Regions from separate parts of the Mus musculus genome. Here region 1 is linked to region 2. Evidence: chromatin loops called from intact Hi-C (ENCODE). Cell type or tissue: left cerebral cortex. All regions are shown on one strand. Links, peaks and the distances in the headings refer to the core of each region. The heading gives the core; the rest is flanking DNA. Region 1 overlaps Sptbn1 (spectrin beta, non-erythrocytic 1). Region 2 overlaps Psme4 (proteasome (prosome, macropain) activator subunit 4).

Region 1 (2,816 bases), core at 247-2,746, 720 kb before region 2:
AACTAAGCCATCTTACACGTCCCCACGCCCTTTTCCAGAGTTACCTCTCCTGGTGGAAGGGGCCTTTTAAAATGTAAATTGCTGCACATGTTATGATCACTGAGGTGACCCTCTCTTCTCCAAGGAGGTGAGGCTAATGGTAATGGAGTACAGTGTAGAGGCTTTGGACTGGGCATCAGGACATATACTCAGACTTGGGCCACCTCTCTGTGCCTTGCTCTAAGGAGCAGCAGGCAAGGGCCTTCCTTGCTCCTAGTTTCCAGTGAATCTAGTGGATGTTGCTCTAGTTTCCCTCCTTTAATGAGGAACATGATGATATTTTCTTCTTTTAGTCTAGTGTTGGTGGCTATGAAGACCAGACAGTTGAACACCTCACAAATACTTCCATGAGCTTTGGTATCTGAGAAAACAAAACCCAGTAGTAACTTACATCATCTTTGGCTTGGAAGAGGTACTCGTTTCCATCACTTAGTCTGTAATTTCAAGAAAATTACATTTTATAATTATGTAGGTAACAATTTCATATTAGAAAGTTAAAAAATATAAATTAAAAATACAGGCCAGGTATGGTGGTGTACATCTTTAATTCCAGTACTCCGGAGGCAGAGGTAGGTGGATCTCTGTGAGTTTGAGGCAAGCCTGGTCTATAGCTTGATTTTCAAAATAGCCAGGCACAGAGGAACTTTGTCTCAAAAAGCAAAACAGAACAAACAAAACAAAACAAACCCAAACCAAACCAACCAAACAAAACCCCATGATCCCCTTATCTAGGGTGGGTCACAAGCAGGCCATGGGTTTACCTCAGAGATGTCAATAGAGCTCTCCATGGGTTGATGACCAGGCCTGGAGATGTGCACTGGCCCGACAATGGCCCCTGGTCATTATGAAGTCACACATTCACCAGATAAATCCAATATACACAGGCAATCTGGTGCTTTAATCCAACAGAAGGATCAAAAAAAAATTCAACCTCTGAAAGGTCTGGCTTTGTTATGGCCAATACCACTTGGATTCTTAATTTCTGACCAGAAATGAATTCAAGAGAAAACTTCAAAAAAGGTGAGTACTCTTGAAATTCTAGCTTCTGAGTTTGTGTCTTCCACATCTGCAATTTCTAGAGTTACCCAACTGACAATAAAAAAAAAGACCTCTAGATTTTTCTTATGGAAATGAAAGCAGTCACACCCAGGAGGCCATCAGTGTGGCACTGTGATGTCTGGTACTATGGGTGCAGCAGTAGGAACTGACTCTGAGGTCCATGGAGGGGGTGCTAAGATGGAACAGTTAAGAGGTCAAGTTATCTGGGACTCTCATGACAAAATGTATTTTGAAAATATATGTATGTATGCACACTCGTGAATGTCAAAAAGACAACCTGCAAGAGAGCCTTTCCTTTCCTCCTTTCCACCACGTGGGTTCTGAGAAGGAAAGCTGTATAATCAGGCTTGGCAGCAGGAACTGTTGCCACTGAGCACATTCTCACCCCCTTGCCTTATCTTTTTACACTTTGAGAAATGAGATGGTTTGCCAATATCCAAACACAAGGAGCATGCGTGTGGATGTGGTGTGAGGGGGTGTCTTCCACAAGGAGGAGTCATTTGGATGCAGAAGTGTGGGAAGAGCTGGGGAGGATGGCCTGTCCCACCCAAGTACTTCCTGTTTGTCTCCTCAGGCTCTAGGATGACTCACAGTACCTATCTGAAGCAAACATGGTAATTCCTTAGTCTGCATAAGCCAGAAGGACTCAAAATGGGACTTTAAAGCTCCCATTATATACTGTGACAATTATGGCCCACAGCAGTGTCGGGGAACAGTGTGTTCCAGGTCATGAAATGAAGGCTCCTTTTCCTCTGGGTCCAGGTGCACAACCAGGCCCAGGGAAGAGTGACCTTGGTTCCTCAGAATTAATCCAGCAAGTCTCAGTAGGCTGTGTGCAGACTGGATATTCACTTTCTTAGGGACTGAGAATGGTAGGAGGAGGCACGGCCATCACAGTACCTTAGCGGGAAAGCCAACCTCTGTGAGATGAACACACCCAGACAGCCATGAGCTTGAAAACTCTTACCTTAGCTTGAACACGTGCTTCTTCTTTTTGTAATCAAGGGCCACTTCGCAGATGGCCTCTTTCAAACTCACAGGGACCTCACTGTGGTAGGGGATGCCAGAAGCAGCACTCTTGGCATCTTTATAGAAGCCCATTTCTTGGTTATTTATGACACAATATACATTGTGCCAGGACCTGAGTGGGTACAGCAGAGAAAGAAGTATTAAGGCTCTGCGCTCACCTTTGCTGAAAGATCTTCACAAACAGGCTACCCCTTATTCAAAGCCTCTCTAAACTGAACCTATACCAAATATTAGCCCTGAACTCAGCCTCTTTGGAACAGCGCATATGCCTGAGGCGCAGCTGGGGAGGGATACGGCTCTGCATCAGAGAACACGTGAGCTGCTGTCCCTTCTATCACATGCGGCCTTTGAAGCTTTTCACTCATGTTCAGGAACACAGACAAGGCTCCTTATTCTCAAGCACAATCTCCCCCAGACTTAGTGACATTCTTTCTGGGGTTCAGCTACTGACAAGAGGGTAGATCCAGGGCCATTGGTATTTATGGTATCCCTTTGGGGAGCTACACTCAGGTGTGTGCCAACAATACCCAAGGGGCAAACTGTCAGTATACGATAACTTAATGAGAACATCAGACCGTTACCTTATCCAACACAGACACAAGTCCTTTGTACAGTAGACACTCCACATGTACAGTAATCTAGACATATGGCAGACCAGCTAAGTTGTACCAGCTTTGGAATTAGATGTG
Region 2 (2,816 bases), core at 316-2,815:
AAAGATATATTGATTCTTTTGAAAGGGATGTTACTTTGGCATATGAAAGCATAAAGTTAGAATATGTGTTTTGGTTAAAAAAAAAACATTACTAAAGTATAGTTAAAAATGACACTTCTAAAATGATTTTAAAATGAGTTAGAGCCATTTACAGAAACATTGTTTTTAAGCTACTGCAGTGTCAAGTATGAATGAACCTTGAATTGGTTATTCTAGATTCAAACCAAATGCCTTCAAGTATTTTTCCCTGTCTTTTCAGATTACTCGTGTAGACGGGAAGAAGTTACTTCTGTATAGGGAGCAGCTTGTAAAGATTCTCCAGCGAACCTTACACCTGACCTGTAAGCAGGGCTACACGCTGTCTTGCAACCTTCTGCATCATCTTCTTCGTTCTACCACACTAATCTACCCTACAGAGTACTGCAGTGTTCCGGGGGGCTTTAACAAGCCGCCTTCTGAATACTTCCCTGTCAAGGCAAGCATTTTCAGCCATTTAGAATTAAAGACTCTATTGGGTTCTTAAGTTAATCAGAGATGTTTCTCCTTGCTGTGTAGAGAAATGTCCAGTCTTTAGAAAAATTTTGTTGTTGTTGTTTATTTATTAAGTGTGCCTGAAGCATATATATGCCTGGTACCACATAGGCTAGAAAAGGGCATTGGATCTGAAGTTGGAGTTAGAGGATTTTGAGCCACTACATGGGTGATGGAATGTAAACCCCTATGCCCTGGGAAAGCATTCAGTGCTCTTAACTGATGAGCCGTCTCTCCAGCTCCAATTCCTTGTTTTAAAGTACAGTGTTTAAAGCTGTTACTGGGATGTAGTAGTAACCTTGTGCTTTTTAACTTGTCATGGAGCTAAAACTCTTCCCTTCCTTCCTGCTATGTAGCCTAGGTTGGCCTTGAAGTTGTGATCTTCCTGTGTCAACTACTACTGTGCTGTGATAGCTAATGCCTGGGTAGTTTTCTACCTTTCTGCAGTGGCTATGCCATATCTAACTTCAAGAGTTATATATAATTTTAATCCTGAACTAGCTGGCTTCATATAAACTTGCTTTCTCTCCTACAGTAAATGCTTATTAAGTGGCTTTTAGGGAGACATTCAGGAGTAATAAAAATGAATTTTTTATGAGTCTCTTTTGCACATATTGGCTCATATTATTTCTATGTCTGCCTTTAAACTTTAGAAGTATTGTATATACATGTTTTTCTCCAGCTTAACAACTAAATAAAAAGCTTCTCTTTTCTAGGACTGGGGTAAGCCTGGAGATTTGTGGAATCTGGGGATCCAGTGGCATGTTCCTTCTTCAGAAGAAGTCTCTTTTGCCTTCTATTTGTTAGACTCCTTTCTTCAGCCTGAGCTTATCAAACTCCAGTGTTGTGGAGATGGAGAACTTGAAATGTCTAGGTTAGTTTTCTTCTATTATTATTTGTCAAACCTCAGTGCCTGCCCCAAACTTTGTTATCTGATGTATGTATTTTCCTCTTTTTTTTTAAATCTTCTTTTGAAGGTTTCTTTGATTTTATGTGCATGAGTGCTTCCCCTGCATATTTATACCATGTGCGTGCCTACTGGCTGCAGAAATCACAGAAGGCTTTGGGTTCCTTGGAACGTGGACTTGGTGGTTGTGAGCCGCCGTGTGGTTTCTGGGAACTGAGCCATCTGTAGCCCCATGATACATAAACATAATCAGTGTTTGTTTTTAAAATGTGCATTAAATGTACTGAGAAAAACATTGAACACTATGTAACAAAATTCGTGAATGTTTCAACTCTTGTTTTGGGTGTGTGGTTTAGCTTGGGTTTTTGAAGACCTTGAACTTCTGATTCCTGTCCTGTCCTGCCTGGGTCACGCAAGGCTGAGGATCAAACCCAGGCATGCTAGACAGACATTGTACTCATAATTCAGCCCCATCTAAACATTTTAGGGTTTTTCTATTGTTTGTGTATATTTTATTTTTCTGTTTTTGTTTTATTTTGAGACAGTTTCTCGCCATATAGACCAGGAACTCTCTGCTTCCCTAAACATCTTAAATAGAAAAACTGACCCCTTATTACCCTCCCAGTTTTTTGGCAGAAACACTTTTCTACTTGCTTGTATTGGAAAGTATAGATAAGGTATATTCCTTTCAAAGGAAATATCTCTCTACTGAACATAGAAATCCATTCTTTTTAGTAGCTTTCATTGTTGACTTTTGAGGTTATTTAACTGAGATTTTCTTTATTTCCCATAGGCATTTAACAAGAAATAGTTATTTTTAATCCATTGGGCCTTTATAGTTTAAAATTTTGAAAGTTCCAGAAATAATAATAAGAAATTTAGTGTTTATCAAATGCCAGAAATTTTTAATAGACATAGGTAAGATTTGGAGGAAGAGGTTTCATTGACTAACACTGACTTATACAGTGTGCTAGACTGCTTTATATATATATCAGTATTTACGTTTCTTTATTCCCATTCCATTCTTTTGGTTTTCAGTCTTATGGTATCTACCCTTCTTACAATTTCCTCATGAAATGCATCATGATCCTCTCAGTCAAGGAAAATGTCAGACTTCCTCATCAGCCCCCAACCTCTAGACATCTTGCTGAATCTCTGGAATTGATCTTTTCTCCATCAGAGTTCCTTTTTCACATTCTGTTTTATAAGTCTGGCATGTGAGACTTAATTGCTCTGTCACAGCTTTCTCTTCTTCAGTCAGTAGAGTAAGCTCCAGGTTTGTTTGCTTTTGTAGTTCTTGTATCATGGTCATTGTCTTGTTCAAAATACCACAAATGCAGCTCTTGGTCTCTTTGCTCAACAGAAACTGCCTTAAAGC

What was found. Peaks named below come from ENCODE experiments on the same cell type or tissue, not always from the same donor. Only the 100,000 strongest peaks of a DNase experiment are listed, where the experiment ranks them.
Region 1: a loop joins it to region 2, with 2.8 times the contacts of the local background. A loop is called at or near these places in 6 of 42 quality-filtered maps.

Annotation. Positions count from the first base shown.
Region 1 is chr11:30,101,183-30,103,998 of GRCm38, forward strand. Sptbn1 (spectrin beta, non-erythrocytic 1) reads right to left here. Exons shown (of 35, transcript NM_175836.2): 33 at 2,066-2,239; 34 at 431-473. Among named protein-coding and RNA genes, the nearest start is that of Eml6, 77 kb to the left of the region's middle. In left cerebral cortex, for the core only: no CTCF peak of the experiment used is centred there; a DNase peak (open chromatin) is centred at 1,572; H3K27ac peaks cover 1,346 bases.
Region 2 is chr11:30,819,669-30,822,484 of GRCm38, forward strand. Psme4 (proteasome (prosome, macropain) activator subunit 4) reads left to right here. Exons shown (of 47, transcript NM_134013.3): 18 at 260-475; 19 at 1,248-1,405. It also overlaps the pseudogene Gm12103. Among named protein-coding and RNA genes, the nearest start is that of Psme4, 49 kb to the left of the region's middle. In left cerebral cortex, for the core only: no CTCF peak of the experiment used is centred there; a DNase peak (open chromatin) is centred at 1,637.